3 separate regions of the Homo sapiens genome follow, and regions 1 and 2 are each linked to region 3. The links are chromatin loops, found by intact Hi-C in ENCODE. Cell type or tissue: mammary epithelial cell. All regions are shown on one strand. Region 1 overlaps MIPOL1 (mirror-image polydactyly 1). Region 2 overlaps MIPOL1 (mirror-image polydactyly 1). Region 3 has its middle 28 kb from the start of LINC00517.

Region 1 (8,000 bases), 640 kb after region 3:
AAAAAAAAAAGAATTCAGCTAAGTGGACCACATTAGACCTCTATCAGTACTGCAGGGACCAATAAATGAGTAGTAACTAGAATGGAAGCCTACTATATTTTAGGCTTTGCTAACACTTTAACAAAAGCAACTGTCAGGAATTAAATTAAAGGTTTGGGTCCAGGTGTGGTGCCTCATGCCTGTAATACCAGCACTCTGGGAGGCTAAGACAGGAGAATTACTTGAGGCCAGGAGTTAAAGAGCTGCCTGGGTAACATAGCCAGACCTCATCTCTACAAAAAATTTAAAAATTAAAAATTAAGGCAAAGCATGGTGGCTCATGCCTGTAATACCAGCACGTTGAGATGCCAAGGTGGGTGGATCACTTGAGCCTAGGAGTTCGAGGCCAGCCAGGGCAATACAGCAAGATCCCACCTGAAAAAAAAAAAAAGAAAAGAAAAGAAAAGAAAAAAAGAAGGGACCAGACAATATTGAAGATGAAGCTCACTGCAGCAGATTGTTCACCTCTATTTTCAAGAAAAAAAAAAATTGTCGTGACCATGCCCTAACTGAACAGGACCAATGATTAACAGCAGAAACAATAACTAACACCACAGACGTCTCAATGGAATCAGCTTACACAATTCTGATTGAAGAATAAACCTGAGCAAACTTTCTACCCGATGGGTGCCAAAACCATTGTACCCAGATCAGCTGCAGACAACAGCAGAGCTTTCAATGGAAATTTTAAATAAGTAGGATCAAGATCCTGAAGCATTTCTTTGAAGACTGTAACAGAGATAAACATGGTTTTATACCAGTATGATCCTGAAGACCAAGTCCAACCAAAGCAATGGCTACCAAAAAGTGAAAGTGGTCCAGTCAAAGCAAAAGTGGACTGGTCAAGAGCAAAGGCCATGGCAACAGTTTTTTAAGATGTTCGAGGCATTTTGATTGTTGACTTTCTAGAAGGCCAAAGAATGATAACATCTGCTTATTATGAAAGTGTTTTGAGAAAGTTAGCTAAAGCTTTAGCAGAAAAATGCCTAGAAAAGCTTCACCAGAGAGGCCTCCTCCCCCACAGCAATGCTCCTGCTCATTCCTCTCATCAAACAAGGGCAATTTTGTGAGAGTTCTGATGGGAAATCATTAAGTATTCACCTTATAGTCCTGATTTGGCTCCTTCTGACTTCTTTGTGTTTCCTAATCTTAAAAAATCTGTAAAAGGCATTCATTTTTCGTCAGCTAATGATGTAAAAATGACCGCACTGACATGGTTAAATTCCTAGGACCCTCAGTTCTTTAGGGATGGACTAAATGGCTGGTATCATTACCAACAAAAGTGTCCTGAACTTGATGACACTTATGTTGAGAAATAAAGTTTATATTTTTTATCTTTTAATTCCATTTTTCCATAAACTTTTTGAAGCCTCCACATATAGAATAAACTTTTTGAAAAAGTTAAAGGTTTCTGAAAAAATATGAAAGTTAAATACAGCCAACTGACTTCTTCTTGGGGCCAATTTATATTTAAATTGCACTCAGGCCACAAGTACCTGATGTTAACCTAACCTTTGTAGTGTCTGTATTACAAACACTGGCCCCAACAATCAAAGAATGACTGGAAATTTTAGGGAGTATTGAATTACTGAATCAAGCCCAAATGGTGTTTTCAGTAGCATTTCATCACAATAAAATACACGTGTTACCCCAAATAGTGACACTAGAGGGTGCTCTCTTCCAAAAGACTGGTCAAGACTGGCATCAATTTAAAAAGATGAAGCCATACATGCATGGAGTGGATGCCTCACTAAGCTGATGAAACAGTATACACCTCAGCTACACTGGAGAAGACTTATATACTCACTTAGGATGACTACTGAATAGTTTAATCACTGTATAATCTGGGAATTTTAGAGTGGCCAGATTTTAATCTTTCTGCCTTGGCAGCATGATATAGCAATGGGATTGCAGGTTCATTAAAAGAAGTAAATGAAAATCAAATTTGCTTGATCTCCAGAATTAGAAAATATGTTGGCAGGCTGATTTAAAGGCCCCAACTGACATGATACTTATGAAAAATTGAGGAAAAAAAGTGAATTTGGTCTTAGAAAAGTGACACATGCAAGTAAATGCCTCCATCAATACTATAAAAAGGTACAAGTATTGCTGAAAGAGAAGAACAAATAATAGTCAAAATGGTAAGAGGATATTAAAAGGTACAAGTATGTGTTGACAGAAGAGGAAAAAGAATAGTCAGAAGGGTAAGATGACATTAGAAGACTTGTGAAGAGATATAGTTGCAATTTCCATTTTCCCATTGGATGGCTCAAGTCCTGGTGATCATTGGAATACTAGTATGTTTCTCCTTTTATATAAAATATTGAGAAAAAATGTGAGACAAATTATAAAAAGATGACTGAACATGTGTAGCAAGATACTAATAAGGGACAGAGAGTACACTGTGAAGAAAACAGTTAAGCTGATCTATACCTTAACCAAAACTCCTTATAAACCCTGATGTATAAAATTTATTAGCTGAGTGATAATTCTTCAATTAGTAACTTCTTTTATAACTTCTATTTTCTAGGTATTACTTGTATTCACAGTGTGTCTTTATAACATTGTATACTATAAAACAGTATACATTAGGTACACTGCAGAAGTCAAGCATGATTTATATGCCAAACAATAATAAAATATTTTTTATTTTTTATTTTAATTTTTTTTAGAGACAGTGTTTGGCTCTGTCATCCAGGCTGGAGTGCAGTGGTGTGGTCATAGCTCACTGCAGCCTCAAATTCCTGGGCTCAAGTGATCCTCCCACCTCAGCCTCCTGAGTAGCTTAGACTACAGGCACATACCACCATATCCGGCTACTTTTGTAAAATTTTTTGTAGAGATACGATCTCCCTATGTTGCCCAGGCTGTTCTTTAACTCCTGGCCTCAAACGAGGCTCCCACCTCAGCCTCCTAAAGTGCTAGGATAACAGGTGCGAGCCACTACTCCCGGCCTGTAGGGCTTTTATTCAGTTTTCTCACACCTCTTTGATAGTAATTTTTTTTTAGTGATTAACCTTTACTGATTGTTCCAAAACATTCATCTTAGTTTTCCTAGAGAGAATGCTTTTTATAATGAAATTTCCATTAGCTTACTTTAATATAATTATATAATTATGATCACAGATACAATTAGCATAAACAGGTTTGAGAACAAACACACCTGATACTACTTTTTAAGTAGAGAAATCAACTGGTAAATGCAGAAGTATCTACAAGACATTCATCTATTAGCCTTAGTATCAAGCACACCATAGAAATCAGTCAGTATGTTAATATCAGTGGGAATGCAGAACTTCCATTATTTTGGCAAATCATTGAGTGCAAGCCATTTAAAATAATTTCAACTGTATATTGAAAATATTAGCTGGGCACAGTGGCTCATGCCTGTAATCCCAGCACTTTGGAAGGCCAAAGCAGGAGTCCTGCTTGAGGCCAGGAGTTTGAGACCAGCCTGGGAAACACAGGGAGAATCCATCTCTATGAAAAATAAAAACATTAGCTGGGCATGGTGGTGAGTGCCTGTAGTCCTAATTACTCCAGAGGCTAAGGTGGGAGGATCGCTTGAAACCAGGAGTTTGAGGCTGCAGTGATCACACCACTGCACTCCAGCCTGGGCGATACAGCAAGACCTTGTCTCAAAAATAATAATAATAATACTAATAAAATCTTTTACATTTTCTTGGTCATTAGAGTACTGACTCAAAGTGTAAGGACAGACCAATAAAAACTCACTAACTCCACCAATCAACTGTACACATTCTCCACAGATAACCGGAAAATAACATATAGATAGATAGATAGAGATATATGGAATAAAATTATATTTTGCCTCTAGTTACATAATGAATAGGTAAAATATTGAATTGTACTACATATTGGTTTACTTAAGTTTAATATTATTATCTCATCGGCTGCATTCCCTTGTTTGCCATGCAGTAGCACAATATCATTAGTATACAGCGCCACCTACTGGAGAAATAGACTCACTTTGCAAAGCTTATATATCAGTCCTTTTTATTAATTTTGCAGTAAACCTAACAAAACTGACTTTTAGAAAACCCAGCTTTTCATCTATAACATGTAATTACCCACATTTTTCCTAACCAAGATTCTGACCAAAATTTCTCATTTGATAAGTAATATTTATGAATACTTGGGATTTCTTCAACATCTTATAAAATTTTCCCATAGGAAAAAGAAAAGTGGCAGCTGATTTCTCCAAGGAAAAACTTAGTATTCACGCTGTCCCTTTAAGGAAGATGATAAAATATACAAAGCTACTCCACAAGATAGAGATATGGAGCAACACCCTGCAAGCATCACTGTAAAACTCTCTTCAAAGTTCCACTGGTCACAATAACAAACAGCTAGAGACATATACAAAAGCAGAAGCAGCGTTTCTCAACACTTTGTTGACCTTTTCCTATTAATAAATAACATAGCAAAACTTTTTTTATTTCTTAAAAATTCGGTGAAAATTTTTAGTCCTGTTAGAGCAGGTTTAAGATTATCAAAATTCACCTCTTAATAATGATTTTTAAATGCATATTTATGTATCTTGACAAGTCACAATTGTACATATTTATGCACAACATGTTGTTTTGAAATATACATTGTGGAATGGGTGCATCAAGCTAATTAACATATGCATTATCTCACATGTCTTTTTTGTGGTGAAAACACAAAATCTACTCTCTTAGCAATTTTTAAGAATATAATACATTGTTATTAACTGTAGTCACCATGTTTTACAATAGCTCTCTTGAACTTATTCCTCCTGTCAAACCGAAATTTTGTCTCCTTTGACCAACATCTCCCCAATCACTCCCATCCCCAACCTTTAGCCCCTGATAACCATCATCTTCCTATTTCTAAATCCAACTTTTTTAGATTCTACATATAAATGAGACCATGCAGTCTTTTTGTAACATATATAGTTTTAATGTAAAAATATTTTAATCCTTAATGTAACTAAACTTTGAGTCAAACCCCATTTTTGAATCATGACAAAAAGTATGTAAATTTAATTTAATAAAAGCCCCTAAAATCAATCACCAGCATAAAGAGGTATATAATCAGTAGTGACCGTAACAGATTTTTCCTCCTAATAGTTTTATTTCTACATCGCTGCATAAACTCAATATGGAATTTAAGTATATATCTCTTCATGTTGTTGACTTAATTTAATAATGTTAATTGGTCTGCTACTCTGTAATGTTAATTCATATAACCAATGGGCTTTTTGGGTTTTGTTTTGTTTTTTGGTTAGTTTAGTCTTAGTGGCAAAAATGAATAATGGGCTTGGCTGGGTGCAGTGGCTCACACCTGTAATCCCAGCACTCTAGGAGGCCAAAGGCAGATAGATCACTTGAATCCAGGAGTTTGAGACCAGCATAAGCAATATGGCAAAATCTCGTCTCTACAAAAAATACTAGCTGGGTGTGGTAGCACACGCATGTAGTCCCAGCTACTTGGGGGCTGCAGTAAGAGATCACTTGAGCCAGGGAGGAGGTTACAGTGAGCTGAGATCACACCACTGCAGTCTAGCCTGGGCAACAGAGTGAGACCCCGTCTCAAACACATACACACACAAATTAATCTTTTAATAATATTTATAAATTTAACAATGCACTCATTCATGTCTCTAGTGCCTGTTTTGCACAATACCTAGAAAAGTATATATATGTTTAAATAAGCTATATACAGTAAAGATGTTTGATGAAATTGTTGACTTATTTTAGAAACTTTACCATTTTCAATCTATTAACTTTTCTTTATTGGTCAGGATACTTATTTTACCAAATCAAATCTATTCATTTATTTAGAGACAGGGTCTCACTATGCTGACAAGGCTGGTCTCAAACTCCTGGCCTCAAGCAATTCTCCCGCCTTGTCCTCCCAAAGTGCTGGGATTACAAGTATGAGCCACTGTGCCTGGCCACAAATTGTTTTCAGTATTTCTTCTTTTGGGTGCCTTGCAACACTAATTACACACGAAAAATGTGAAGCAAAGTATTTTTGATAAGTTGATTTTTTAATTATTGTTTCAGACCTTTAACCCAACCTGAAGAGAGAAGATAAAGATAGTATCAGTGGTTGAAAGAAAGATAATTTGCTTCCTAAAGAAAGAACTACATTTCATAGGTAACCCAATACAAAGTTTTCTGCTATTCTCTGGGTCATGGTGCCATCATGTCACTACCATCATCCCTAGACCCTAGCAATAAACTGTTTGTTCTATTTACGAGGACAAGAAACTAAACGGTTTTTTAGGTAAGGTAAGGTTGGAGTTTTTGTCCTAAAAATGTTTTAATCAGAAGTCAGGAAGGTGTCCAGTTCCCCTTAAGACAATGAACTGCAAAAGGCTGTCAGTTCTCTTCCCCAAAATCCACCTGGAACTACTAAAAAAAAAAAAAAAAAAAAAGAAAAGAAAGAAATCATTGACCTGAGGAACCAACCAAAAACTTCAAGAAATCTGTGTCAACTGTCTTGAAATAGGGTTGGGGGCCACCTCAGGTGAAAGGTAGACACTGGTGATGCTGAAAGAATAGGTGAGAGAAAAATGTGTAATGTGTATGGTTCTTAAGTCCCTGATGTTGCCTTAGGTCAATCATTGTCTGTCCCACCAATACAGAAATCCACAGCAATAGCCCAAGCAGCAAGTGCCAAATGGTACTGTCAAGGCAGGGTAAAAATCTTGCTGGAGTAATGAAAAGAGATGAGATCTAACCATCATTTCCTCTTCTACTCTATCCCTTTCCAAATCCCCATCCTAGTTGGATTATAACCATAGCAGTTCCTATTAAATGTGCAGGAAAATCATATTTCCTAGCCTTATTTATATTTTGGTCACTTGAATTGTAGACAAAGTAGTGTGGGCAGATGTGATACAAGCGAATTTCAGGACTTACCATTAAAGGCATTCTATGAGCTCCTTTAGCCTTCTCTTCTCCCACAACAACCTTGAGAACCTTGCGATGGTGGCATCACAAGATAGAAGGAGCTTTAATCTCTAAGCCAAACTCTGTATGAGTGAAACACCAAAAATTATTTGGGTGTTATAAGTGCAAGATAGTCTCTCCTATCCTGGTACACAACTTAAAGAGATTGCCAGCCTACTTCCCTCAATGCTGACTAAAGGAGTTCCTTGTTGCAATAACAACAAATGTCAACAGTGATTCTGTGGTGCCTGAGACTCAATAACCTCCAGCTCACCCCACTTCCACTTGTGAAAATACACACACACATACACACACACAAACACACACACCACACACTTCATGTTTTAGACCTTGGATGTGTCTCTGTTCTGCTGCACCACCATTTCCAAACCCCAGATATGAGGAGAGATAGTATACAATGACTCTGTATAGGTTAAATAATTAACTACACTTAAAAAAATTCAAATTATTGAATACATGAATAGACTATACAGTGTTAATTGATCACCTCTTTGGGGGAAATGCACCATTTCATTTGAACAGCAAGCAGTCTCTAAGAAGCAGGAAAAGGCAAGAAATAGATTCTCCCTAAGAGATGCTAAAAATCCCCAGCCCTACTGCCATTTTCATTTTAGCCCAGTGAAAATTATTTCACATTACTGACCTCCAGAACCGTAAGATAATAAATTTGTGTTGTTTTAAGCCACCCAATTAGTGATTTTTTACAGCTGTTACAGCAGCAGTAGGAAACTAATACATATGCCTTATGAGTTCCCTAGCTCTCACAGCACCTCATATATTCAGAGACATTTTCAGCTTCTTACAAAACAAATTCAAAAGAGGCAGCATCACAGTCAAGAATTAACTGGACACTGAATTCTTAATAATCAGGAAGCTGCCAAAAATCTTATCTCCAAACTCCCAAGGAGTATTTCTCACACTACCCAGAAAGGAGTCCTAAGCCAGCATGTTAGCTGAAAGGTAAAACACTTTCCCTTTTTTTTTGAAATAGGATCT
Region 2 (8,000 bases), 630 kb after region 3:
ACCTTGAACTATCTTACCCAGATATTATATATGATTGTTTTATATAGAATTACATCAGCTATCTGGATTCTAAACTCATAATAAGCAGCCCAGAGTGACAAATAAAAAGAGAAATTACTAATGGTGGGTGCAAAAACAGCAAGAAAATTTGTTAACAGTATAAAAATCAAAAACAAAATCCAGAAATCAGAAAAAGGCACTCAGATCTTTCTATAACTCAAAAGAATGTATAATTGTTAACTTATTCAGTACAATGATTATAGAACGGTCCTCAAAAATGGACTTTAACCTTCAAAAAAGGATAAAAATGTGGCAGGACTATGCTGAACAGGAGCCCTGTTGGGGGAAGGGGAACCAAAAAAGGAAGAGATGCACACAGTGTTTTAATAAGAATCCTATTTTTTAAATTATAATACAAGAGGAAATTTTAAAAGATGTACATAAAGGTTTAAGTTTTCAAATATATGTAATATCACATTCAGAAAGAATCATTTCCCAAGGATTCCAAATTTTCAACATTTTACTGTAATAGATCTTAAATATCTCTTGCCCCCTCCCTTATGTCTGCTGCTCTTATCTATCTGACTGTCCGTCCATCCATCTACCCATCCATCCATCCATCCATCCATCCATCCATCCATCCATCCTTCCATTTGTTTTTCAGGCCATATCTCAGTCTGTCTCTGTCTTCAGACAGTCTTTCCAATTCTATCTGTCTCTGACTGTTCTCTGCCTCTCAGGCTGTGTTCCTCCACACGTGCATACCTGTGAGTCTCTTCTTCTCTGTCTCATATATGTGTCTTAATTTATTTTTCAATGTATGTATCTTCTGATCTATGTCTTTCTCCTCTGTCTGCATATATACATGTCTGTCTCTCATTCTCTCTACTCTCTCTCCTTACTTTAGGTGTGTCTGTTTCTCTGGTGGATTTTTCTTTTTCACTCTGGCATTTCTCTCTCTGTGTGAGGAGAGAGAGAGATATATATATAGATATAGATATAGATATCTGTATCTTGTCTCTTTCGCTATATGTCTGAAAGAGCCATATCTTGTCTCTTTCACTATATGTGTCTCTTGTCTGTATGTACATCTCTTTCTCTGTATCTGTCCGCATGCCTGTGTCTCTATCACTCTCAATGTGTCTCTTTTTTTTCTCTGTCCCTCACTATACATCTGTCTCTTTCTTACCAAGTCTCTTACTGCGGTATCTCTCTTTCTCTATGAGTCTCTGTGTATGCTTCTCTTTCTGTGTGCCTCCAGGTGTGTGTCAGTGCCTCTATGTGTTTCCCTCTTCAAGTATCTTCCTTCCTGTGTCTCTTTCTCTGAGGATCTCCTTCTCTATGTGTTTTCTTTCTCTGAATGTGGCTCTGTACATCTCTGTCACAGTCATTCTGTCTCCTCTGTCTCTTTGTATGTAGGCGTGTTTCTATTTCCTGGTGTGTCTTTTTTTTTCTCCCTCTCTCAATGTCTTTTCTGTGTCTCCTCTGTGTGCATGTGTGTGTCCCTTTCTCTCTGTGTGTATGTCTCTTTTCTCTGTGTGTCTTTCTTTGTATCTCTTTCATAATCCCTGGGTCTCTGTGTGCATGTTTTGTGTGTGTGTGTGCGCACTTGTCTACCTCTGTCTAATATATTGGTTAGAACAAACACACTTCACTCAGTGCCTTGAACTAGAACAACACCTGGGGCTTGGTATTAATACCTTAAAAGTCCTTACCTTTTGACCAGTTCTCCATTTGTATTTCTGTTCTTGTTTGCTCTGGCAATGTCTCTGGTTTTTGCTCCAAGATTTGCAGCTAAAATAAAGCCAACTCTAGATAAATAAACTGAAAACAATATATCAGAACACACCTAAATCTTACCTTTGTTTAACAGAGAATTTACAGGATAAATGGTTTTCTAAAACATTTACAATGGGACAATTAACTGAGAATTTCAACAGGAGAAATTAAATCTTTTTCTCAGAAAAAGGTTCTTTTCTTCACACTTGTATTTTAGTATATACAGTTCAGGTTAAGTTTTTTAGACATTCATGCTGATTTGGGTAGAGAACCATTTAATTTATTTAACTGAAATCTTCTTCAACTACAATTTTAAGCATTTAAGAAAAATACATTTTTACTTTATTTGTCATAAATTTTATACCAAAAATTTCAAATTTACTGATTTGAATTTACTGTGTATATATTCATATAGATTACTTTAATAAATTTTACTTATAAAAGTAATTTAAGAATATTACTCTAATTTTAAAAAACATAAAGACCACCACTAACTTGTGGAATTAATGATACTCCTCTCTCTTATTTGTTTTTGTAGTAAACATGATAAAACACTATGCAAGTTTTTTTTTATGCTTTTAAGGAGAATAAAATTAGATTTACCTCACAGATAGAACCCAGCGTTCTTTAAAAAGTCCTCAAATAAAGCTGTAGTAAGCTTCTCCTTTTCCAATTTTCTCTAAATATGTTGATTTGGAATTGGCAATCTTTTTCTAAGTTTCTCATTTACTTTTGGATTAGCTGAAAATATAGGAAGTTATTAATATCAAAGAAATATGTTCCAGTCAATGAAGCCATTTCCCTACATATTGCCCAAAAAGGTTAATAATAATTGCAGTATTTTAATAAGAGATTCATATACCAAGACATGTAGAAAATACAGTCTTTAATAACCTCTGGAGTATTTTAAAACATGTCTTACAGGCCTTAATGTGCTTAGTAATATACTATTTAAAACCATAATTTTATCCCTCTGCAATATACAGTCACTCTTCCTCATCATTTACCCAGCTAATGAATGCCAGCAATTAGTAAAATGTAATCCCATTGCACAATCATTTTAATGCTTTTAGCACTCAGAAAAGTAAACACCAAATTAATACTGCTCAAGCCATATCAGATCCTAGTTGGAAGCAAGCAATTATAGTTCAGCTCCTCAGGTGTAATTAAATGATTGGAATGATTTAGTTCCATAAATGCAAGTTAATTCATAAGCAAGCAACAAATATACTGGGAGTAATTACAAGAAACATTGACAGTCTAAGCAGGGCAAATTCTTTTGTAAGACTGATGTAGTAAAATGCTGCCCTCTCCTGGGCATTTAAGGGAATAACTCAGAGCCAAACAAAAAAATTCCACAAAACCCAAGTTTTAGAAAGCCTCTAGACAAAATAACCAATATACCAATTTGATTCCATGACTTATAACAAAAATCTAAATTAATACCTATATTATGATAATTTATGGACACTGAGATAATTAATGATTTGTCCAATAAAGCTCTGAGTCCCAAACTACATCTATTTCATATAGGTGATTTCTACACTTTTAATGAAATAAAATAATGCTTATGGCAGACTGCAAGTGAAACTTCTAGTACCCAACGAGACTGCCAGTCAACACCTCTGTTCTCTTAATGGCAAAGCGTAACTTGGCTGTTATGGATAATAACTAAACTATGCTTTTATATGTAGTAAAATATGCATGGAAAATGTAAAACAAAATATTCAATACTGTTATGACTTTAAATAATGATCTAAAATTAATTTTTTAATAAACTTCAATAACCAAAACAAAAACCTGAGTACTATCATAACTGTCATTATAGGCATATTTCAAAATGTAAAGACTAACAAGTACTACACAAAAATGCATCCTGTTTTAGGTCATTCCCAACATTTTACCTTCTTAGGCTAAAATTCAGGACAAATGTACTTATATACTAACTACTCAAGTGGTCCTTAACTTTTCACAACTAACTTTCAGAAGCTTATTTATTATACTCTTAAGTTATGCTATAACCAAAAAGCCTGTGTTAAAAATATGTATTAGTAGCCTTAAACCCAAACAGTATCATCCCATTGCCTTTCTGTAATTTGAACATCTTCTCTGATAAAATATTGCAATTAGCACAATAAATGTTTACTTCTTCAAAAAATGCAAATGGTCCTTGGCAGAAGATAATGCTTAACACTACACCAATATTTTTGGAGACGAAGAGAGTAATAAATTAATGTCCTTTAAATTTGCTTTTAAATGCATTAAAATAACCACATTCTAAGTCATAACCAGCACAAACCATAAAAATAAAATAAATCAAAATATTAAAAAGTCCTGTCACTAAGTTTAAAATGTACAGCACATTTGCTTTGCCCTTGATGTCACAGTCTTATTTTTCAATTCATATCTTGTACACTGTAAGTTAATTGCTTTTGGAAAGTACTTATTATTCATGTAAAAATTAATGTGCCAATGTGTTTAAATCCTCTTAAATGACCATTCATGCATCTTTCTTCTTTAAGTACCAATGAAATCTGTCAAAAGACATCAATGCAAAATGGTCTTAAAGGAAAGTTCTAATAGAGAATTTTTTTTCTGCTAACACAAGATTTTCATATTCACCAACTTTACTTAAATTCCATTAATTTTTTAAGCTACTTTTAATAAATTCACCAAGTAAAATTTTTAGGCCCCATAGTCTGTCATTTGTGTTCCAGCTGACATTATGAATATTAATAACAGTGTTATCCTGATTAAATAGGCTTCATATGAAATCCCTGTGAATCCTATAGCTCAGACATCTCATTTTTCCAACTCTTTATGAATTTGGATTCAGACATTAAACTGGAAAAATCTTAAAAAACAGATTTAGTGGCACATTTGCATATTCTTCAGCAAAAATTAGATGTTTTAATGTTTCAAACAATTAAAACATATCTACATATAATAGGAGAAGATTTCTGTAAAGATGCAACATATTTATACTTCTTTTTTAGGACAAAGGATTAAGACTAATAAAATACTAATTTCTGTCCTTACCTTAAAGATTTGATATCAAGAATTTGTTTTCAGTCAAAAATTATATATTCACATTAAAACTAGTGGGATGATTTTACAGTAGACAATCAGATAAATTGGGTTTCTTAATCCAAATGCTAACATTACATTAAAGACAAAACATATAAAGATTACGTTATTACTAATCTACACCAGGTTCAAGAAGCAAAGTAAAATCAATTTGCAACTAAAGTTTGTTTATAAGTTGTGATGGAAAAAATCACCTATTTAAAAAAAAAAAACTCTACTATAACCAACAGAGGATATATGAGCAGCTGTTAAAATATTCTCCATAATAAATTCCTAGCCTCATTCCTCCAAGCTATTTTTAATTCTGAAAAATTTTCAGTATATAAAAAAGGAAGTGGCGGGGCATGGTGGCTCACGCCTGTAATCCCAGCACTTTGGGAGGCCAAGGCTGGCGGATCACAAGGTCAGGCGATCAAGACCATCCTGGCCAACATGGTGAAACCCCGTCTCTACTAAAAATAAAAAAAAATTAGCCTGGCTTGGTGGTGTGCACCTGTAGTCCCCAGCTACTCGGGAGGCTGAGGCAGGAGAATTGCTTGAACCCGAGAGGCGGAGACTGCAGTGAGTCAAGATTGTGCCACTGCACTCCATCCTGGTGACAGAGTGAGACCCTGTCTCACAAAAAAAAAAAAAAAAAAAAAAAAAAAAAAAAGGAAGTGAGTCTTACATGGAAGAAAAGAAAAATAAATAATAATTAAGCAAACTGCACACCCTTCTCTCTCTCTAGGTACATAGGAATCTCAATATATCTGATAAAGTTTCCTACATGCACTCACCAAAAAAAAGAAGGTTGAAAAAATTTAAACAAATATCCCTATGCTCTCAAATGTGACTTGACTCTCCTATTTACTCAGCATTAAAACACTTCATGAAACAAAATTTGTTCTTTGACCAGTCTGAAATTTCTAATCTGCCTAAAAAATTGTAAGTAATTCTGACATTTACCCTTTAAAATTAAATAATGCCTTTTTGACAGAGAAGCATTTAAAAATGGGATTTCATTCCCCAATGTAACAGTATCCAGGATTTTAAAAAACATTTTAAATAGGAGATGCTCTTCCTACCTTCCTCCACAAAAGCCACACTTTAGCAAACGTTTTCAGCTGACTTTGGTTTATGCCATATTTTTCATATTTTCTTAGCTTAATCACAAATTTGTGTAAATTGAATCCAAGTATCAAACTAGAGATCATTTACAATACTTCATTTTATCCAACTGTAATTTTAGAAAAACTCTGAATTTTGTATTTTCTAGCTTGAGAAATGTTGATAATTTCTGCATTAAAATAGTTTCATAAAAAGGAAAGCACGCTATTTCAGAGAGCCAAATATTTTATCACACAACACAATATAAGCACATGTCTTACTATTGGATTTTCATCTTATTATACAAAAGACTCAAACATTTATAGCCCCTGACACGTTCTCTTCCCAAAAGAATCTCTTTCACCCAGTGTGCCTACTGCTTACCAAGCTCCAGATAACTCAAGTTCCTCAGAGCTATGAAAAGCAAGAAGAGGTTCAGGAAGAAAGGATAAGGGATAATAGTGGCCCTGTACCACAGCTATACAAATTTAAAAGGCATATATTTAAATTATTTGACCCCACAGTTCCATTACTAAAAATATTTACAAAAATATGTAAGATATTTTTATGTACAAAGATATTCATTACAGCAGTTTTTATTTGTAAGAACAAATACTTATGCTCCAGTCATGCTGGTCTTCTTTCTGTTCTTCGAACACACCAAGCTTATTCTTGCCTCAGAGCTTTTATCTTGCTATTATACTCTATGCCTAGAATTCTCTCTTCTAGATCTCTAAGCCATTTCTCTCATTATGCACGCCTTGCTCAAAAGTCATCTCTTAATAAAGGTTTTGCCTGGCCATCCCATCTAAAGTAGAAACTCTTTTCTCATCACATTACCTGCACTACTGCCTTCATGAAACTGATCTGTTTAGATTTTATTTCATTGTTTTTGATATATCTCAGTAACTTACATGTAAACAGGGCCCTTGATTTTTCTCCCCCATCTCTCTATCCTTAGAAGAGTATCTGGCATAAAATATGGACTCAGTAAACATTTGATGAACAGACAGGTGGATGGACAGGTGGAGGGACATGACTAGCAAGAAACTAGAACTAACATAAATGTCCGTCAATAGAGAACTGGTATAAATAAAATGTGGCTCAACCATATGGAAAACCTATATGGTTTATATCATAAATGCAAGAGATCTATATATACTATGTGTATACTATGAGCCAGACAATATTATAGGAGTTAGATATAAAATGGTGAATAAGACAAATAGATTTCCTATACAAATATATCCTCGGTCAAAACAATACAGGCACAAAGTATGGATAAATTAAAAACAGAAAAATTATACTCACATATATATACATGCTTGAATAGGCACATTATTTTTTTACAGAAGTATACATAAGAAACTATTACCAGTGGTTAGTCTGAAGAAAGGGCCTATGAGTTGGGGTGGGGAGACAGAGAGAATGAGGGAAAGAAACATTTATATTTCATTTTATATTTATAGGTATAATTTGGTTTTTTAATTGGGTGCATGTATTACTTCTAATTTAATAATTAAATATTTACAAATAATATGGAATTTAATAGGAAACCTTGAAGGACATTACATTACCACCGAGAGGCCCAAAATGAATAGAAAGACAGTGATCTTCATGACACCCTTGAAACTTTGAAAAAACTATTATTGCCTAATTAATCTTTTATAATTATACTTTGTTATGATTGATTGACTGCTTGCTTGCTGGCGTGTTTGCTTGGATTAACTAGACTAAAAAGTTCAAAATAAACTAATACATATGGCAAGAATGTCTTGGAATAGAGAAGTTCAAAATGTAAGAAAGAGTTTCTGAGAATTAAACAAATGTTTCTAAAAATCACATTTCTTAGTTCAGTTAGGGACTATTTACAATTGTCTCAGAATTCAGGAGTCTAAATTCAGGGTTCTAAAGTTTAAAAAATTTATAATGAAAATAAATTGTTTTGTATTATTACATTTTATGTCTATCACAGATAGTTCCCCTTTATGCTTCAGTGTTCAAAAAATTACCATGAAAAAAGACTAATTACATCCCATCATTGAAGG
Region 3 (8,000 bases):
GCTTAGCTTTAGAGTCTTTATTTTCACTTAAGTTTACCCAGTCACTTCAAATTTAAACCTTTCATTTGAAATGATTCTCTCCCTCCCACTTCTTTTTCTCTCCTTCTTCACCAGGGTAGTCAAAGTTCCTAAGCCCAACCATGGCAAGGATGGAGTGAGAAATAGGCCATACATCTGGAGGTTTTTTCTAGCTCTGGGCTTTTAATGAGCTTGTGAATATGGCTCTCAGAGGTCAGTTTGTTATACGTGGCTCTGCAGAAAATAGAACATTTTAAACATCCTCAATATAGCCACTTTCTTTGTCTCTGATTTTCTTTCTAACCTCACTCAACTGTATTCATTCTGTAAACTCCATCCCCCAATACTAAGCACCTTGCTGTAAGGAAGTTACAGTTTACAGTAAATGAAAAAACCTCCAGCCTGGCTTACTTTTGCCACTAGCCATAAGAGAAACACATTTCTTTCTTGTTCACAGAAACACAAAACAGCACAAAAAAGGCACATGAAGAAATCCCACAGGAAAAGGCATCCAGAATATCTAAAGCAAACAACATATTTTACTGCATTTATTATCTTCCCAAGAAATGAAAGTGTGAGAGCCCTTAGATATCTGTCCGCAAAGAAAACATTTCTGTTCCACTAGAAATGCCCTACTAAGTTTGATGGTGCCCAGATACTGGTCTTCCTTCTACAAGTTCACCTGTTAAATGCTGTTTGTTCCTCAGAATGGGGTTCTGCATTCTTACTTCCACATTCACTGTTAAAAGGGAGCCTGGTTCAAGCAAGATTGGTGAGTGAAAAGGAAATGTAGAGAGAAATGACAGCTCCCTAAGAAGCAACACTTTTTTTCCCTAGAAAGTGACTTGAATCGACTTCAGTTGAAGAATAAATCATCCTCCAACTGCACCTGCTCTATTGATGGCTCACCGAGAGTTCTAGAAGAGCTCGGACACTCACTGATTGTGCAGGATTCTTAGAGTTACTACCTGTCATTGTGTGATTTTATTCCTGAAGCCTCTGGTGAGTTATATGGCATGTGCTTATGTAGGTGGAAATAGAAATGTATAAATCAGTATATGATCAGCCAGGTCTGAGAATTTTACAGCATCTTTTGACATATTGGAAGCAGACTAAAATTGCAAAAGCAGATTCTTGGCTTCAATCCGAAGCAATAGGTAGTGCTGTGATCAGAGAAGTGCTAAATGTAAGTTTGGAGAAACTTTTTTACAAAACACACACCAACACTGGTTTGTTTTCTGAGACTGGTCCTCTAGACTTCTTGGGATATCTCTGGGGACCCTGTTTGCTAGACCAAGCCACAAGCTCAGGTGGCCAGTCAATGTGTCCCATTGCAGCCTGGGTTCAGCTGCCCTTGGGACTTATAGCAAAGACAGATGTGAAATACTGCTACAGAAGGGCTAATTATGTAAAAAGTAGTTATGCGTGTTAAGAAAACTTTAATGTATTTCACTAAATAAACAATTTTTCAGTAATAGCCAAATATAGAACCCAAAAAAACAAAACCTAGTTACAGAGTAAAATCTTCCTGACTTATACTAAGTTTATTTTGACTCCTCTTTCTCACAGTCTCTGCATAATTGATTTAAAAGCAAATTGCATTTCTAATAATAGATTAGTGTTATTTTTCTTCTACTCTGCTGTAAGCCATAAAAGCAAACATGCCCACTTAATCCATTTTCAGAGTTTCTAAACAACCTGCCTACTCCTTCTCAAATAGTGTGAGTTCCCCCTTCTGAAGTAAAATTTTTGGGGGGCAAAGTCATATTTTGAAATTCTTCTTGTCAAAGCAGAATTCTGTCTTTGAACTCCCCTTTCCAATAATTCTATCCAGGCATGAACTGGTATCACTCTCTCTGCTTTATGCCTGGATAAAACTATCCTTATAGTTTATACACCAGAGGCTTGTTTTCAAAGAATGAGCATCATTTGCTATGGTGATAAATATACTCTGTAGAAAAACTTCAGACTACATTAAACCCATTTACTAAAGTTTTGGAGCAAGAGGGGGCTGGATGGCAGAGAGTGGAGGGGAGGACCTCTTTCAGGAAGTAGATGGAACATGGGTAGCCACAGTCTACAGTTCTGTGTTCTTGGGGCATGCAGAAGGAAGAGAATTAGTTGTCTTTTCTGGTCGGCTGGGAACAGGGGGATATGGTTTCAGAGCCTACACTCAACCCAAAGTCTGGCATGCCCATAAGTGATACCATGGCCCAGAGACTTAGGGTCAGCTTCAACCTGCATGAACAATAGCAAGTTTGGTGAGAATGAAAAAATTCTATCACATCATTTTCCCTGTGTTTAACTCTCCAGTGGCTCCCATTGTTCTTACAATAAGATCAACCACCAGCTAACTTCCAGGTGCCACTAAACCCTGCCCCATTTGGCCTCAATGTCCCTCACAGACTGTCTCCAGCTTGCGCTCGGCCACACTCCTTTTTCTGGTGCTCCCACTCAGCTCCTGCTCCTCTCAGGACTTTCTTGACTTAAATTGCTCTTTCCCACTCACCCCTCACCAACTCCAATATCCTTTAAGTCTCCATTTAAATGTCATTTTTTCATGGAAGCCAATTTAAACTTTCATCAGTTTCTCTTGATACAGTTGTTATGAAATCATAATTTGCTTAATCGCTGTCTTACACATTAGACTGGAATATCAATGAAAGTAGGAACCACGTCTACCCTGAATTCTCAGAACCAAACACATGTCTGGTCTATGGTGGGTGTTTAGTAAACCTTTGACAGTCAAATGCCTGAGAATGAATGAAGTTGTGCAAGAGAACATGGGGGAATACTTCATTAAGTAACATGTTGTGTTTCTAGCATTCTGAAAACCCTGCAGACTAATGTCTCCCAAATACCCAGTGCAGTTATATAAAAAGATTTTATAATTTATAAACAAAATAGAGACTGGGTGCTGTGGCTCATGCCTGGAATCCCAACACTTTGGGAGGCTGAAGCGGGAGGATCACTTGAGCGCAGGGGTTCAAGGTCAGCCTGAGCAACATTGGGAGAGGAGACCACATCTCTACTAAAAATTTAAAATTTATCTGGATGTGGTGGCACATGCCTGGGTGACAGAGCAAGACCATGTCACAACAAAATAAGACCCTCCAAAACCAAAATAGATCTTTTTTAAACTTATAGGATAAGTTTAGTCTATCTTCAAAGCCAAAATGACATTCCTATTAATTGTGGGAGGTAAAGGGGAAAAGATGCAGGAGGATTGAAATATTGTAGCACAATACACGTGCTATGCCTTCCTGCCATCTCAGCTTTTAATTTAGTGGATTTTTAAAATTTAGAATTCCAAGTATGGCACTTCCTGTTCTCTGTTATTGCAGACAGCCGTCCAGGCAGAAAAAAGCATCTGGACCAGAAATCATCATTACCAAGTGACAGAACTGGAACAGGTATTAGAGTGATCCAAGATAATTACTGAGTAGAAAAGATTGATCTCGACTGTTTCCTGAATGTAGCTGAGTTTGACCCAGAACAGTGCTTCTCAAACTTTAATGTGCATATGAATCACTTGGGATCTAGTTAAAATGCAGATTCTGATTCAATAAATATAGAGTGGGGCCTAGGGTTCTGCATTCCTAACAAGCTCCCAGGTAACAGACGGGACTAGTCAACATGGATTGGCACAGGTCAGAGGGCACAATCATGCCCAGACGCAAAGAATGTTCTTCACAGAAAGGAAGTGGTGGGGCCACGCCCAAAAGGGTGAACAGCAAAGCCCAGATGTCGCCAGCAGAGGGCAGCAGAGGGCAGGTTAAAGTGCACTGGATCCGGCCAAACTCAGCCCAAAGGCAGCTCCAAAATAGTTCACATCAGAGCATGCCTAAGAGGACAGGGGAAAAGCAGGCGCTGAGACCACCAGCGGCCTGAAGGGAGATGTTCACATGGATCGAATACACTCACTGGAGGGAGCACTTTGTGACAGCAGAAAGAACACCAATCCCGGGCAGGAGACCAAAGATCTAAGTCAAACACAACAAGAGAGCAGTACATTGGGGCCAGCCACTCACCATCAGCCTTGATTTCCTCATCAGTCAAACAAAGGGTGGTCGCTAATGAACGCTTCTAGTTTTCACGTTCTGCGTCAGTGGTTCTTGTTCAGACCTCGAGGAATCTGGAAGAGACCATGGAGAGACGGCTGGTCACCTGCCAGGGTGAGGCCTTTGGGAATGTGATGGGCAGGGAGTTGGTTTTGTTTGAAAGTCAGGGCTCAGTGGAGGCTTTTCTATTTTAATTATCATTTTCATTTGTTATCAAAGAATACGTGCACTTCGGACAAAAAGTCAGATAGGGAGGGGCCCGGTGCGGTGGCTCACGCCCGTAATAACAGCACTTTGGGAGGACGAGGCGGGTGGATCACTTGAGGCCAGAAATTTGAGACCAGCCTGGCCAACATGGTGAAACCACATCTCTACTAAAAGTACAAAAATTAGCCAGGCGTGGTGGTGTGTGCCTGTAATCCCAGCTACTCAGGAGGCTGAGGCAGGAGAATCACTTGAACCCGGGAGGCGGGGGTTGCAGTGAGCCAAGATCATGCCACTGCACTCCAGCCTGGGCGACAGAGCTAGACCCTGTCTAAAAAAATCAGATTGGACTAAAAGTCTTATAACCAAAACAACAGTCCCTTATCCCTCTTACATTCCTTATCTTTTTCCCCCAGAAACAATGTCTTCAAACTCTTTTACTGTTTTTCCTCCATTTTTTGCCTCCATATTCCTGAATAATATATACAATATAATCCTATTACTTGATTCATTAGCTATTGATTTTTACTACAGTGGATTAGGATAACAGTTCAATTATACTATCTTTTCCCCTTCAATATTCTCTAAACATAATTTGTCTTATTAATATATCTGGAGTCATATCTATATTCAGTTTCTGTATTTTGACTATGTACATATTATTCATTAAGTCAGGTAATATACTATGATTATATTTAATTTCTTATACAACTTTTTGTCTGTCCTGGAATTAATAATTGTCTTATTTTTTTCATATGCTTTGTTTAAACATCTGACTAAGTTTCCCATACCCTCCAACATGCTTCTATTGAAGACAGTTTTCTATAGAGGCATCTTTCAGATTATTCTTGCTTTCACCTGTTTTGCATTGGATCCCATACATCCTGAATACCATCCTTCCTTCTCCTAGTTTGCTTCCTCCTTTTAGTGGAGCATTTCCACCAGCAAGGCCCACCAGCCCTTCCACCAACACCTTGACAGTAATCAGGGTTGTCTAAGTCACAGGCTCTTGTAGATTTCTCAGGAAGAACTCATAGGATTGCCACTTCCTAAGTTTGGGCATGGTCATAAAGCATGTCTGAACTGTGTATGTGAAGGTAAGTTTGGCTGGATATAAACTCCTTAGCTGACATTTTCTTAAGTATTGTAATTATTATTCTGTTGTTCTCGGGCTAACATACTGCTCTTGGATGGTCTGATGAAAATTTTATTTATTTTCCCTAACACGTGAATTGTCCTCTTGCCTGGATACCCAAAGTGTCTTTTTTCTCTGTCTCTTTTAGGTCCAATGTTTACTAGAATATGTCTTGGTGTTGGTTTTCTGGGGAACAGTTTTCCCAAGTCATTCCTTTTAATATGAGACCTGACTTCATTTTTTTATTTCAGGAAAGTTTCCTCATATTACAGATTTTAGTATTTCTTGTGCTTCATTTATTTGCTTTTCTCCTTTGGGGGTTCCTATAGCATGTATATTGGATGTTCTTTGTTCTTTTATGTATCACTTTCTCTCAAACACTTTCTTTCCTTCATTTCTTGATTTTTAAAATTTTTTTCTTTTTTCCCTCTTCTATTTAAGACAATATTCATTGTGTTAATTAACTTTTACTTTCTTCCCAGTTTTATCGTTTCTAATTTTTTAAAAAGTTTTTTTTTTTTTATAAATTCTGTTGTCATTGAAATGATCCTTTTGCCCAATTCTCATTTCCGAGTTTTTTCTAATTCTTATTTCTGTTGTTCTTTCATAGTTTCTATCACTTTCTTAAATTTTTTAGCTTATTTTGAAACATCTGGTTATAATTGTCTTCTATTTCGGCATATTTCTCTAAATTCTTCATTGAATAGAGACATTTTCTGCTTTTTATTTTCCTTTTTGCATAACTTTGTATGCGATTCACCCACGATCCTTTTTCTGTTGCTCATTTTTCAGAAAGATGAGTTTTTCTCCACTTTTAGGAGAGAAGGATGTGTCTAGATCACTTTTCTAGGCCCATAGCTCTAGAATTACCTCTTTTGTTGTTTTTAAGGAGATAAATACATCCTGGCTTTCTGAGATGTTCCTTCTCTGCTCCCTCTCCCATTCTCACCGGAATTTCTCATTCTGTTGGTGTTGTTATTCCTATTGTCAGGTTGGATTCTATTCCCAGCAGTTTCTCCTCAGTGCAGGACTTTGCCTCTGAAGGGAGTTTGGGGTTTTTTGTTTCTGGAGTTCATGGGCCCCAGAATGCCCCAGATACATTCCCAATAATTGGAATCTCCAGCCCACATCACAGATTCAACTGAGACTCAGGTATGGAAACTCTAAATGCAGTAGTCTTTTTCCAGCATCTCACTGCAAAGCAGCAGAGTGTGGCGCTTAGTTTCCCACTGCTTGTACCACACACCCCTCCCGGAGATTTCTTGAGTATGTAACACCCTAAGAGGCAAAGTATGGACGGATGCAAGTGACAGTAGCATAATTTATGAATCTCCTTGAGTCTCCCTCCACATGACTGTCAGACCGCTATTAACCTTGTAAAAGTCTTTACATTTTTACCAGTATTATTTCAAAAACATACAGCTCATTGGACCCATGGTTTGAGGTTTTGTTCTAGTTTCTCTGGCAGAGTGTCTGAGCTTGAGGTGACTCTGCAAAGCTGGGCTTATACAACCAACTCTGAGCTTAGCTTCACCATTAGTAAACAAGGTAAACAATGCCCACCTCACAGAGCTACTGAAATGATAACAAAGTTGAAACATATGAAAGTACCTCCTTCATTTCACCTGATATATAAAAAACTATTTACAAACTGTAAAGTGATATGACACTGTATGTTATTTCAAATAGATTTATGAAATACGTGAAGCCCTATAATTTTATGTTTAACTGCATAATTTTCACTTAATATACAATATTAATAATTGTTTTCTTTTCCCACTAGAATGTTTGCTTCAGAAGAGCAGTGATTATTGTCTGATTTAGTTCGATGCTATATCCTCATTGCCTCAATGCCTATGATGTACCTGGCACATCATAGACATTCAATAAATACTGGATGAATGAGTTGTTTGTGCTAACTTTGCCTTAAAGCATATGATGCAACAAATAAAACAAATGGGCAAAAGTTAAATGGTTACTAGGTTGTTGTTGGATTGGGCCTGTGGAACAAGCTCTGCCAACTTATTTCTTTAGCATTTCAGTTTGCTTTGTATTCTTGCCTACAAGTGACACTGGCTCCCCTGCTGCAGCTAAGGGAATGAGCAACACCCGAAGTGCCAGAAACAGCTCCTGCAGAAAATGTGGCCACACCGACCTCCAAGTCTCTGTCCTCCAGGCCAAAATACAGAAGGCTTGAAACACCGTGGATAATGGCTGGGCAGAGAACAACGAACCGGACTGTCTTTCTCTCACAAGTGTTTATGGAAGTCTGGCAGTCCGTCTTTAAGTAAATAGATTTGTTTTAATGGAGCAATCTATCAAATAAGCAGGGCTGCTGAGAAGGGGGGAAGGAAGATACAGTGCTGCTCCCTCGCCCTTGGGAGCCATTTCTTTAAGGATAACAAATGCGAGTGAGGTAGTGATACTCAAAGCAGGAAAAATAATAGCCTGTGGCTTAGGATGGTCTCATCTAAACTCAACGTGTGGATGGGTTTTGTGTGTTTAAACAGGCAGCTCTGCATCTCAAAAACACGGAAGAAGGAGCAAACAGACGCAGAACCAATACCAGGAGGCTTCTAGTT

The links. A loop is a pair of places that touch in the nucleus more often than their neighbours do. Peaks named below come from ENCODE experiments on the same cell type or tissue, not always from the same donor. Only the 100,000 strongest peaks of a DNase experiment are listed, where the experiment ranks them.
Region 1: a loop joins it to region 3, with 12 times the contacts of the local background. A loop is called at or near these places in 75 of 110 quality-filtered maps.
Region 2: it touches region 3 in a loop (11-fold over the local background); 76 of 110 quality-filtered maps call a loop at or near these places.

The regions. Positions count from the first base shown.
Region 1 is chr14:37,226,792-37,234,791 of GRCh38, reverse strand. The region is part of intron 1 of MIPOL1 (mirror-image polydactyly 1); the gene reads right to left. Among named protein-coding and RNA genes, the nearest start is that of MIPOL1, 33 kb to the right of the region's middle. In mammary epithelial cell, CTCF peaks have their summits at 1,710 (motif pointing right) and 4,006 (motif pointing left); a DNase peak (open chromatin) is centred at 1,741.
Region 2 is chr14:37,241,623-37,249,622 of GRCh38, reverse strand. It overlaps MIPOL1 (mirror-image polydactyly 1), which reads right to left. Exons shown (of 13, transcript NM_001388067.1): 2 at 2,383-2,520; 3 at 1,716-1,794. The coding sequence starts at 1,734. Among named protein-coding and RNA genes, the nearest start is that of MIPOL1, 48 kb to the right of the region's middle. In mammary epithelial cell, a CTCF peak has its summit at 3,095 (motif pointing left); no DNase peak of the experiment used is centred here.
Region 3 is chr14:37,870,613-37,878,612 of GRCh38, reverse strand. No RefSeq gene overlaps it. Among named protein-coding and RNA genes, the nearest start is that of LINC00517, 28 kb to the left of the region's middle. RefSeq lists a silencer at 3,674-3,733. In mammary epithelial cell, a CTCF peak has its summit at 3,764 (motif pointing right); a DNase peak (open chromatin) is centred at 3,752; H3K27ac peaks cover 433 bases.